Regions from separate parts of the Homo sapiens genome. Here region 1 is linked to region 2. Evidence: chromatin contacts called from ENCODE Hi-C data. All regions are on one chromosome and are shown on one strand. The core of a region is the stretch at or near the end of the contact, and the rest is flanking DNA. Distances in the headings are between cores, read along the strand shown.

The links. A loop is a pair of places that touch in the nucleus more often than their neighbours do. Pooled maps may share reads with other maps.
Region 1: a pooled map shows a loop between it and region 2 (2.1-fold over the local background). The contact joins two enhancer-like sites. A Hi-C loop is called at or near these places in 2 of 50 pooled maps.

The regions. Positions count from the first base shown.
Region 1 is chr11:65,222,036-65,228,427 of GRCh38, forward strand. It overlaps the pseudogene SLC22A20P. Among named protein-coding and RNA genes, the nearest start is that of POLA2, 37 kb to the right of the region's middle. RefSeq lists an enhancer at 3,835-4,034. Within about 2 kb of position 3,761, at least 17 of the 41 ENCODE cell types and tissues checked have a DNase peak (open chromatin) inside an H3K27ac peak, as active enhancers do.
Region 2 is chr11:64,845,703-64,851,968 of GRCh38, forward strand. It overlaps EHD1 (EH domain containing 1), which reads right to left. Exons shown (of 5, transcript NM_006795.4): 5 at 5,940-6,266. Among named protein-coding and RNA genes, the nearest start is that of CDC42BPG, 4.2 kb to the left of the region's middle. RefSeq lists a silencer at 1,447-1,536 and enhancers at 1,837-1,906, 5,963-6,012, 6,183-6,266. Within about 2 kb of position 3,134, at least 17 of the 41 ENCODE cell types and tissues checked have a DNase peak (open chromatin) inside an H3K27ac peak, as active enhancers do.

The DNA.
Region 1 (6,392 bases), core at 2,511-5,010, 380 kb after region 2:
ACCTCCCAGGTTCAAGCGATTCTCCTGTCTCAGCCTCCTCCTGAGTAGCTGTGATTACAGGCACACACCACCATGCCCGGCTAGTTGTTTTGTATTTTTAGTAGAGATGGGGTTTCATTATGTTGGCCAGGCTGGTCTCAAACTCCTGACCTCAGGTGATCCACCCTCCTGGGCCTCCCAAAGTGCTGGGATTACAGGCGTGAGCCACCGTGCCTGGCCAAGTCCTCTGTAGTCTTTAAATACTGTTCAGTGAGTCTCTGTATGATGTACTGCAAAAAAAGGGAAGCTGGCATGGCCCCCAGACTTCCTGATGCTACAGACAGGAGGACAGGTCATCTTTTTTGGGTCTGAAAGAAGGTAGACAAGGGGGTATTGGGTTTGGGGAATAGAATGAGCTCTACCCAGCCCCAGATCCTTCTTCCTCCTCTCGGTCCCAGGTGGCTTCCAGAGTCATCCCGCTGGCTCCTCCTGCATGGCAAGTCCCAGTTAGCTGTACAGAATCTGCAGAAGGTGGCTGCAATGAACGGGAGGAAGGAGGAAGGGGAAAGGCTGACCAAGGAGGTAAGCGAGCTGGGAGGAAGGAAGGGTGGGAACAGTCTTCAGTCTTGCTGGCAACCTCCAGTTGTACTAGAATTTAGCAACTTCCCAGGACTCACGTGCCATCCAGGTGTAGACATTGGGAATAAACAGGACAGGCAGAGTTCTCATGTGCGAAAGATGTTGTTTAGGTATTGAATGATTGTGTGATTTAGGATAAATAATTTAACTGCTTTGCTCATCAGTCAATCCACCTTTGTAATTAGGAAATAACCCTATTAACCTTGACATCCAGTTGAAATTTTAATAAAATAATAAACTAAAATTATTAAAATAGCAACCACACAGTAAAATTACTGGGGAATCAATAACAAAAGCACCATTATAAATACCATTTATTATAAGATAGTTACCATTTATTATCAATAAGCATCATTTCTCAAGCCCCATGCCGGGCACTAGGCTGAGAGCTTTATGTATGTAATCTCATTTCATGTCTCATTTTTGACAAAGAGGAAATTGAAGTGGGGACAGGACGGGTAACTTGCCTGAGAACACACAGTAGGAAGTGGCAGAACCACTTGGAACCCCTGCTCTTATCTGACTCAATCTCCGAGTCTATACCAGGAATGGGGTGGGAGGCCCTCCAGAACCGCAGAACCTCAGTAGTGTTGGAGTTCGTGTTGGAGCTTCTCAACACCCTGGAAACAGTGTGTTGGCACTTCTCAACACCCCTCAAGTGCCATCAGTCCTTGGACGGAGCGGAGACAAGGGCCAGCCACCTCACCAAAGACCTCAACCCCAGCTCTCCTCCACACAGACGAAGGGGTTCCCAGCAGGGATGTGGGGTCCGAGCTCCCTCGCTTTCCCTGAGCAGAGTCTTCTTACCTAGGTGATGAGCTCCTACATCCAAAGCGAGTTTGCAAGTGTCTGCACCTCCAACTCAATCTTGGACCTCTTCCGAACCCCGGCCATCCGCAAGGTCACATGCTGTCTCATGGTGATTTGGTAGGTGACAGGCTCATGCCCAAGACTTTCACCTGAGGCAGGGGCATGCTCTCTGCCCCCACTGAAAAACTCTGTTCTGAAATACTCTTAATGCAATGAGCAGGTGAGCCGTGTGAACTCAATCTCTTCCCACACCCTTTTTCCAGCACTCGGCCTCTGCTGGATGCTGAGATGTGGTGACAGATGAGATATCATGCTAACCCAGGAACCCCACTTCTGGGCAGTGGGTCTCACCTGGGTGGGAGGACTATTGGAATCACCAAGGCAGCTTTTCCAGAATGTAATTTGTCCCATCCTGATATGCCCTTTGGGCTGGCTCTCCAGTGGATTCTGGGAAGTGTCGCACTCTGGAAAAAACACTTCTGGATCCAGGAGGGGATAGACAGGAAAATTGTAATTTTCATGCAGTGAGACAAGTATCCTAACAGCATTTCTGCTAGCTGGGGCTGCTGACGGCTTCAGGCAGGAGATAGCATTTAGACTGCTTTTAAAAGATGGTTAATTGGCTGGGTGCGGTGGCTCACGCCTGTAATCCCAGCACTTTGGGAGGCCGAGGTGGGTGGATCATGAGGTCAGGAGATTGAGACCATCCTGGCTAACATGGTGAAACCCCGTCTTTACCAAAAATACAAAAAATTAGCCGGGCATGGTGGCGGGCACCTGTAGTCCCAGCTACTCGGGAGGCTGAGGCAGGAGAATGGCGTCAACCCGGGAGGCGGAGCTTGCAGTGAGCCGAGATCATGCCATTGCACTCCAGCCTGGGCGACAGAGCAAGACTCTGTCTCAAAAAAAAAAAAAAAAAAAAAAAGATGGTTAATCAAGTTTGCAAGGTGGGCAGGAAGGAATACCTAACAGGTTCACAGGCATGAAGATGTGAAATGGACAAAAATACAAAGGCAGCCCATATGCAGTAGCACCACCAGCTGCAAGCTGACAAATCCTAAGGGGAAGGGCTGATAAAAAACAACCGTGTTGATTTCATTCCACTGGATTTCCTGCACATTTAAATAATTGGTATTGATACTTATGAAGCAGGGAGTGCAGGCAATGAATTACTATCTCCTTCCTTCCTTCCTCTCTCTTTCTCTTTCTTTCCTTCTCTCCTTCCTTCCCCCCTCCCCTCCCCTCCCCTCCCCTCCCCTCTCCTCTCCTTTCTTTCCACGGAGTCTCCCTCTGTCTTCAGGCTGGAGTGCAATGGTGCGATCTCGGCTCACTGCAACCTCCGCCTCCCGGGCTCAGGTGATTCTTCTGCCTCAGTCTCCCAAGTAGCTAGGACTACAGGCACATGCCACCAAACCCAGCTAATTTTTGTATTTTTAGTAGAGACGGGAACTATCTGTTTTCTGTAGCAGACTGGGGAGTCTCTTTTAGTAGATATCAGCTGGGCTCTGAGGCCAGACTATCCAAGTGACCTGAGCAAGTCAGGGAGCCCAGCCTCCTGGGGCCTCTTTCCTACTTCTGTAAGGTCCTTGTGAGGATCCAGAGTTAAGACATGAGGCCAGCCCGGGTGACTCATGTGTGTAATCCCAGCACTACGGGAAGCAGAGGCGGGAGGATTGTTTGAGCCCAGGAGTTCCAGACCAGCCTGGTCAACATAGGGAGACGCCCACTACCTGGGGGTGGAGGGGTATGTATACCTGTGGTTCCAGCTACTTGGGACGCTGAGGTGGGAGAATTGCTTGAGCCCAGGAGTTTGAGGCTGCAGTGCCCTGTGATTGCACCACTGCACTCCAGCCTAGCTGACAGAGCGAGATCCCATCTCAAAAAAACAAAAACAAAAACCAGTTAAAGCACGTAAAGCACTTAAACCACAGGTTGCCCCCTGGGAAGCTCTGGGGTATAGAGTCTTTCCTCCGGTTTGGATTTGGGGCTGTGACCCCTGTGTACTGGGAAGATGGGACGGCCCCCAACTCTGGGAGGCTGTGAGGCCTTCTGTCCCCAACAGCGTGGCAGGCAGCGCAGTTCCGGCTCTGGGGAGCAAGGGGGCTCCTGCGAACCCGAGTCCAGGAATGGGCGTCTTCCTGCGGTAGCCCCTGCCGGCCTGGGCTTGCCCTTCGTCCACCTTCCTCTTTCCGCGAGGGAGAAACAGATCCTGAGTTCAAAATTCCAGAGCTGAAAGTCCTCTCTTGGATCCTTCTGGAAACAGCAAAAGCCCGTTTTTGCTGAGAAAGTGACTCGGCAGCTATCCGGAGCTCTCTGCCTGCAGGTGGGGCCATTCTCCTATGGAGCCGACCCGACCCGCTCAAAGCTGCCCCGGGAACCGCAGGTTTGGTTCGCGCACGCCGGGACTTGCCAACCGCACCCGAAAAATCGGGGCCATGTCCAAATGTTTCGCTTCGCTGCCGGCAGGGAGCCGCGCCGGGCTCGCTCCTGGGATCAACTGCACAGTCCTGGCTTTGGGGAGCGGGAGGCGGTGAGCCTGCCCGCCCCCCGACCCCTTCCTCACCAGTGTGTCTGGGGTGAGGTGGGGATGGGGAGTCCTGGGGTTCGAAAAAGGATGGGGGAGGAGAAAGAGGAAGTGTTAGGAACTGGTGAACTTTCACAAACTTCCACAAACCCTATTGTAAATGCCTTCAATTAACTGGGATTTTTTTCTTTACTGGTTGATTGATTTAAGACAAGGTCTTGCTCGGGCACCCAGGCTGCAGTGCAGTGGCACAATCATAGCTCACTGCGGCCTCGACCTCCCAGGCTCAAACGATCCTCCCACCTCAGCCTCTGTAGTAGCTAGGACTACAGGTGCCTGCCACCAAGCCCGGGCTCATTTTTAAAAATAGAGATGGGGTGGGGTCTTGCAATGTCGCCCAGGCTGGTCTAGAACTCCTGGACTGAAGCGATCCTCCCCCTTGGTCTCCCAAAGGGCTGGAATAACAGGGTTGAGCCACCTTGTAGTTTTTTTCTAAATTCTGAGAAGCATGCATACTCATTGTTAAAAACATTTTTTCCCCAAACAATCCAGAAACAGGCAGTGTAGTTCATTGGTTAAGAAGCAGGACTCGAACGTACTCCTTTGGTTTGAATCTCAGCTCTGCCACTTACTGGCTTTGTGATCCTTGACAAGTTACTTAACCGCTCTGTGCCTCAGTTTCTCCATTTGTAACATGGGCATCATAATAGAACCTACCACATAAGGCTGTTGTGAAAATTAGTCTGTAAAGCAGGTAGAACAGTGCCTGAATATGAGTTGTTTTCTGTTATCAGGTACATAAGTGCATGTCCCTCTCAACCTACTCTCCCTTCCACCTCTGAACATCTCCCATCTCCCATTTCTGTCAGGCATGAATTTGTATCCTTGCAGCTCTTAGTACATACATGACACCCACATACTTACACACACACACACACACACGTTCTTATAGAAATGGATTTAATAGGGGCTGGGTGTGGTGGCTCATGCCTGTAATCCCAGCACTTTGGGAGGCCGAGGTGGGCGGATCACTTGAGTCAGGAGTTCGAGACCAGCCTGTCCAACATGGTGAAACTCCATCTCTACTGAAAATATAAAAATTAGCCAGGTGTGGTGGCACGCACCTGTAGTCCCAACTACTCAGGAGGCTGAGGCAGGCGAATCACTTGAACCCGGGAGACAGAGGCTGCAGTGAGCCAAGATCTCGCCACTGTACTCCAGCCTGGGCAACAGAGCGAGACAGAGTGTCTCAAGAGAAAAAAAAAAAAGGATTAATACTCTACCTCTTCTGCTTTTGTTTTTTTAATAACTTAATCACATCTGTAAAAACTTTTACAACATTACATGTAACCAGCTTCCGGCATGTGATAGCTTTGCAATAAATATTTGATGAGTGAATGAACCAATGAGTGAATGAATGAATTTTAGAATATTGTGAGCCACAGAATTATAAGATGAAAAGGAATCTTAGAGAATGTCTGGTCCATTCTCCCTGCCACTGCCAATCTCGCCTGAGTGGCAATGCTGGCTAGTCGTGGTCCAGTCTCTCTGGGAAGACTCCGTTTCTAGAGCTCACATTCTCAGGAGCCTTTCCCCCTTCTTTCCTCCTAGGTGAGCAGACACGTTAACAAGCAAAAGAACTGAATGTAAAACTGGTGGTTTTTGACTGAGTGTCCCTCAAATTTCTCAATGGCCACTTTATTTTTTGTGAATGTTATAGTCTTATATTGCTTATAACAAATCACCATAATTTAGTGGCTTAAAATAACACCCATTTATGAGCTTACAATTCTGCAGGCCAGAAGTGCCAGCTGGGTTCTCTGCTCAGGCTCTTAGGAGGCTGAAACGAAGCCTCCTTTCTGGAGGCTCTGGGGAAGAATTCACAGCCAAGTTCATTTCAATTGTTGGTTCGATTTAACTGCTTGCAGCTGTAGGATTTATGTCTCCATTTCCTCACAGGCTGTTCATAAAAGCCACCTACATTCCTGGCTAAGTGGCCTCCTCCACCTCAAAGGAATATCTTCCTCATATCAAATCTCTCCCATGCTTTGAATCTCCAACTCCCAGTCTTTGACCTCTAGACCCAGATTTAAATCTCATGTTATTAGATCAGGCCCTCCCAGAAAAATCTCTGTTTTAAAGTTAAGTGATTTGGGACCTTAATTACATCTGCAAAATCCTTTCACAACACCTAGATTAGTGTTTGAATAACTGGGAGAAGGTTTGTGTACACCCGGGCCAGGAATTTGATGGACCATCTTGGAGTTCTTCTTCCCACATACAGGTTTATTTGTTTTTTTGTTTTTGTTTTTGTTTTTGTTTTTTCAAGGCAGAGTCTCACTCTGTCACCCAGGCTGGAGTGCAGTAGTGCCATCTCAGCTCACCGCAACCTCTGTCTCCTGTGTTCAAGCAATTCTCCTGCCTCAGCCTCCTGAGTAGC
Region 2 (6,266 bases), core at 1,884-4,383:
ATTACAGGCAGATGCCACCACACCCAGCTGATTTTTTATTTTACTTTTTGGAGTCAAGGGTTATTGTTATGTTGACCAGGCTGGTCTCGAACTCCTGGGCTCAGGTAATCCTCCCACCTTGGCCTCCCGGAGTTCTGGGATTACAGACATGGGCAACTACACCCGGCCTAGACAACACTTCTTTCTCTTTTTTGAGACAGGGTCTCACTCTGTCCCCTAGGCTGGAGTGCAGTGGTGCAATCGTAGCTCACCACAGCCTCAACCTCCTGGGTTCAAGTGATCCTCCCACCTCAGCCTCCCGAATAGCTGAGACTACAGGCTCACACCACTAGGCCAGGCTGATGTTTTGTTTTTTGAGATGGTGTCTCACGCTGTCACCCAGGCCAGAGTGCAGTGGCACGATCTCGGCTCACTGCAACCTCTGCCTCCCAGGTTCAAGAGAGTCTCCTGCCTCAGCCTCCCAAGTAGCTGGGATTATAGGCATGTGCCACCACACCCAGCTAATTTTTGTATTTTTAGTAGAGATAGGGTTTTGCCATGTTGGCCAGGCTGATCTCAAACTCCTGACTTCAGGTGATCCTTCTGCCTCGGCCTCCCAAAGTGCTGGGATTACATGCGTGAGTCACTGGGCCCAGCCATGTTTGTATTTTTTATAGAGATGGGGTTTCGCCATGTTGCCTAGGCTGATCTCAAACTCCTGGACTCAAGTGATCTGCCTGCCTCAGCCTCCCAAAGCGCTGGGATTACAGGCTGTAGCCACTGGCCAACACATTATTTCATTAAAAGACCTGTTTAGGGGTTTGCCTCTCCTCTCGTACTGGGACCTCGCTGAGATGGGGGCAGGATCAGGTTGAGGGAGGAGGTGTTCCATGAATGTTTGAAGCAAACAGGGTGTTTCTCCCCACGAAGGGTTTTTCATGTGATTATTTGTTTATTTATTTATTTATTTTAAAGAGACAGGGTTGCACTATATTGCCACGTTGGCCAAGCTGGTCTGACCTCAGGTGATCCGCCCACCTCGGCCTCCCAAAGTGCTGGGATTACAGGCATGAGCCACCATACCCAGCCTTTTTTTGAGACAGGGTCTTGCTCTGTCACCCAGGCTGGAGTGCAGTGATGCAATCTCAGCTCACTGCAGCCTCAACATACTGGGCTCAAGTGATCCTCCCACCTCAGCCTCCTGAGTAGCTGGGACCGCAAGCCTGCACCACCACGCCTGGTTAATTTTTAATTTTTTTTTTAGAGCTGGGGTCTCTCTACATTGCCCGGGGCTGGTCTCAGACTCGCCCTGCCTCCCATGTGATCTCCCCAGAGGCCCGCCCTGTAGCTACGCAGGGCCCATGGGCTGAGAAATGTTTGGGGAAACAGAGTCTGGGTGTATTACCTAAATCAACCAGAATGGGATGGGGAGCCAGGATTCAAACCAAACTCTGGGGATCCCCTTCATTGCCTCTGGTCTCCTGGAAGGGGGAGGGGGCAGGAGTTCAGATCCCTCTCACCTGAGAGATTCTGAGCCCTCCTTATAGGGGCGGGGCAGGGGTGGAGCCCACAGGAGGTAGGAAGGGGCTTGCTCACTGAGGCCACACGGGGGCGCCAGAGACCAGAGGAGGGACAGGCGCTCCAGCCAGCATTAGGGAACCGGAGATAGGGAAGGGCTCCTGGGTGGGAAGATGGGCCTCTCCTCCGCTGCCCCTCGTGGACACCCCTGGTGAGGCCTCTGGGCCCTGCCTCACTCCCTGTGTGACCTCAGGCAAGTCCCTTAACCTCTCTGGTAAGTTCTCAGAAAGGTTCATCCCCAGCCATCTGTCCATCCCCACACAGTATAGCTGAGTGGACACTGAGTCCCAGGGCTGAGGCCAGGGCTGCACGGGGCAGGGCTGGGACTGGCATTCGGCACCTCCCGCCTCTCACACGTGATTCTTTCTGGTCCTTTATTAGTTTTTGTCACATCTGTCTTGTAAGCCTCAATTTCCTTGTCTGTAAAAGGGGGTTGGGTCCGGGCATGGTGGCTCATGCCTGTAAGCCCAGCATTTTGGGAGGCCGAGGTGGGAGGATCACTTGAGCCCAGAAGTTCAAGATCAGCCTGGGTGACATAGTGAGACCTCATCTCTACAAACGAACTTAAAAATTAGCTGAGTGTGGTGGTGAGAGCCTGTAGTTCCAGCTACTCGGGAGGCCAAGGTGGGCGGATCACTTGAGCCCAGGAATTCAAGACCAGCCTGGTCAACATGGCAAAACCCTGTCTCTACTAAAAATACAAAAATTAGCCTGGAATGGTGACACACACCTGCAGTCCCAGCTACTCGGGAGGCTGAGAAAGGAGAATCACTTGAACCTGGGAGGCAGAGCTTGCAGTGAGCTGAGATTGTGCCACTGCACTCCAGCCTAGGTGACAGAATGAGACCATGTCTCCAAAATAAATAAATAAATAAAAATAAAGGGGGAGGGTTGGGCCCCCTGCTCATTCCTTTGCAGCTCCAATGGAAGGAAGTCTGTAAAGGCTCAGTCTCTTTCTGAGCTTATTCCAGCCTTAGCAAGCAGCCAGGCCTCCAGCCCTGACTGCCCGAAGCAGCTCCAGGGCATGGCACCATGTTGGCTCAGCAGATCTGTTTTCTGATCCTGTGGGGCCAGACCACTAGGGCCACAGCAGCCTTGACACGCTCCCCACAGAGCCCTGAGCATGGCACAGCCCAAGGCCCAGCTCACAGGGATGGGTGAGTCTTGACAGGAGACACCCCCGAGAGCCTCAGTCACACCCTGTCCAGGCAGTCAGGCCACCCTCTTTCCTTTCCTTCTCACCAGGGTACCTTCATTCAAATGCCTCCTCCATGGTCGACTACTCCCCAGGTGCAGGAGGGCTCAGCTACCCCCCGCAGCCTCTCACTCATCCCGCAAGCCCCTTGGTACTGAGGGACATCACTAGCTCTCTCACCCAGCTCTGTGGGGAGCACTCATGCTGATAACAGCTTGCAAGTGTAAGGGGCCTCTTGGTAACTTAAAGTGACTTTAGATCTATTATCTTCACAAGGGCCACACTAGGAGAGAGTTATTACCCTCCTTTATAGACTAATGCATGGAAGCTGGGGAGGGAGGTGGTGCCAGCCTTGAGCTCCTTCCTTGAGTGCAGACTCGCCCTGCAGAGGGCAGGTGTGTTGGGGCAGGGAGAGGACCTGAGAACCCAGCATGAGGAAGTGGCAGGGAACCCTGTGTCTGCCCCCAAGGGCATAGCCCTCTGTGGCTGGGAGCCCAGACACAAGGCAGGTTGCCCAGGTCTGTGGCATCCTGGCCACATTGGAGGGCTGCTGAGCCCAGGGTTGGAGCGCCCCCTTCCTCAAAGTCCTGAGAATCAGCCTTCAGGGGAAGGCCTAGGATGAGAGTCTCCAGCCGTGGCCTCGGGAAGCAGCTCCCACCAGATGGTTCTTCAGGGCTGGCAGGAATGGCGGCCGCCCCCTGCCCTTAGCCACTCTGGAAACGTGCACATGGCATAGTGGCCCGCTCCTACCCAGGAGGTCAGGACATGAGAGGCTGGCCTTGGGTCCTGCAGCCCTGCCCGCTGCTGACCAGGCGTGGGGCCTTGGGTAGATCTCTTCCTCACTCTCTGGACGCTGTCTTTTTGTGTATAATGGAGAACTGCACCTGTTCAGGTGTGAGAGACAAATGAGCTTCCCAGTATGGCCACCAATGGCCGTCCCAACCTTTCTCTGAAGGAGCACGGGCGGCAATGTGATTGGAGCCGGGGAGCTCCCTAAGCCCACCCTTGAGCCTCAGATGCCTGGCTCTTATTTGAAGGTGCGTCTGTTGGGATGGCTTTGGGAAGGAGCTGATGCAAATGCTAGGGGTGTGGACCCCCCAGTCCCCCAGCTAGTCCTGGCAGCCCCCTCCCCAACCCCATCTGCCCAGCACCAGGGGCGTGTCCTATGAAAAGTCCAAAGCTCCAAATGGGTGGACATATGGTGGTTTCATCATCCTGGTTTTTCTTCCAAAAACCTTCCCTGCAGTGTTCCAACAAGCCATAGGGGCTCCCACGCTCTGCAGCGGCTGCAGCCCCATGTGGTTTTACAATTATCAGTCCCTCTGGGTGCACAGGAAGCCAGGCCCGAGCCCACTTGGCCACCACCTCACTAGCCTACAGGCGCCACTGAGTCTGGGAGCTGCTTCAGGGAAGGGAGGGGCTGGCCTGTTTTGTTCTGGGTATTGGGTGAGGTGCCCTGCTCCCTGCACCCCACCCGACTAACCTCCTTGGGGTGCTTGGCAAAGGCCGCTCAAGGTGGGTGTCCTCGGGCTCTGCCTCTGTGGGCCACATCTGTTCCTGAATTAAGGCTTGAGGAAATGGCCTCAGTGGGGGAAGAGATCTGGCTAGAGTGGCAGAGCTGGGAGTTGAACTCAGGGCGGTCTCCCCAAGGCTGCCCTCCACGTGCTGCCAGACCTGGTGCGCTTTTAACACAGGAGTGGTGGCCGGATGTTCTCACCTCCCAACTCTCACCACCTTGCTGGCCGTGGCCGGGCAAGTCCTATGACTAGCCCATTTGATTTATTTTATGTATTTATTTTTGAGACGTAGTCTTGCTCTGACGCCCAGGCTGCAGTGCGATGGTGCGATCTTGGCTCACTGCAAACTCTGCCTCCTGGGTTCAAGCGATTCTTGTGCCTTGGCCTCCCAAGTAGCTGGCATTATAGGCGAGAGCCAGCACATCTGGCTAATTTTTGTATTTTTAGTAGAGACAGGGTTTCACCGTATTGGCCAGGCTGGTCTCAAACTCCTGACCTTATGTGATCCACTCTCCTCGGCCTCTCAAATTGCTGAGATTACAGATGTGAGCCACCGTACCCGGCCATTATTTATTTTTTACTGGTCTATTCTTCTAGAACACCCATTTGAGATAAGAACAGGGCACTGACTGGATTTGTGGTTAACTTCTTTTCTAAGGAGAAGAAATGTTTATTTAAAAAAAATTTTTTTTAAATAGAGACAGTGTCTCACTGTGTTGCCCAGGCTGGAGTACAGTGATGCCATCATAGCTCACTGCAGCCTCAAACTCCCAGGCTCAAGTGAACCTTCCACCTCAGCCTCTCAAGTAGCTGGGACTACCCACAGACACCCATCACCACTCTTGGCTAATTTTTGTTTTGGTAGAGATGGTGTGGGGGCGGGGGGGGGGGCGGGTCTCACTATGTTGCCCAGGCTGGTCTTGAACTCCCGGCCTCACACGACCCCACCTCACCCCCAACCTTGGTCTCCCAAAGTGCTGGGATTATAGGTGTGAACCAAACCCAGCCAGAAATGTTTATTCTGAATGAGATCTTACAAGGAACTGCAACATAGAAAACAGCTGTGCATGGCCAGAGGCAGTGGGCGGGCCCTTTGCCTCTTGGGTCCTGGGCTGTGAGGTGCTGCGTGGGCGACAGATTGCCCTGAAGGCCTCAGTCCACGGGCTCTGGTAGCTGGGTGGCAATGCCCCTCCTTTGCCCCAGGCCAGCCTCTGAAGAGGAGGCTTCTTCCCCAGGGTCATGGCCAGCTATGGATCTAGGGAGGAGGCGAGGGCTGGGACTAGCCCTCTAGGTGGGCGGCCACATCTCTGACCACATCCTCTGGTCCTCCCTGAACCCCGGTCGGAGCCCAAAGATGATCCCCAACCTGTAGAACCGAAACCAGGGCTATGAACTCTGGGGCAGACACCTGCCCTCAGCCCCTTTCAAGCCTCAGATCAGCAGGCGCTTCCTGGGGCAGCCCCAGGGGGTTCACAGCCCCTCTGTGGCCACACAGAGCCCTGCAGGTGGAGTGCTCCGGGAAGGAGAGCGGGCGGCCAGGCAGCACTTCCCTTCCTCCTAGTTCAGGGGCACTGCTAAGTTCTGTGCCTTCTCTAATGTGCTCACAGCTTGAACAAAAATGCTCCACCTCCCTTGGGTGACCCCTGCCCCAAGCTTTCAGGACCCCAGGCTGGAGTGACAGCATTTAACCTTTAATGTGGGTCTCTCAGCCCTGAGTACAGCTGCAGTCTAAGGGTGGGGTTGGGGGGATCTACCGTTTTTTCCTCTTAGTGTGTGCTTTGGATTAGTAACCTGATGGAAAGCACGCTGGAGTTGGACGGCCTGGTTTGCATCTGCTTCTACCACCTTTGTTATTTCGGCAGTCCTCAGTCTCGGACTCTCCCTCTGTGAAATGGGGGAACATGAACTTCCTCAGATCGTGACAGCGCAGCTCCACCTGGCACAGGGTGAATGCCCACAGGTGGCAGCTGAGTGACGCAGGGAGGGCCGGCCAGCCC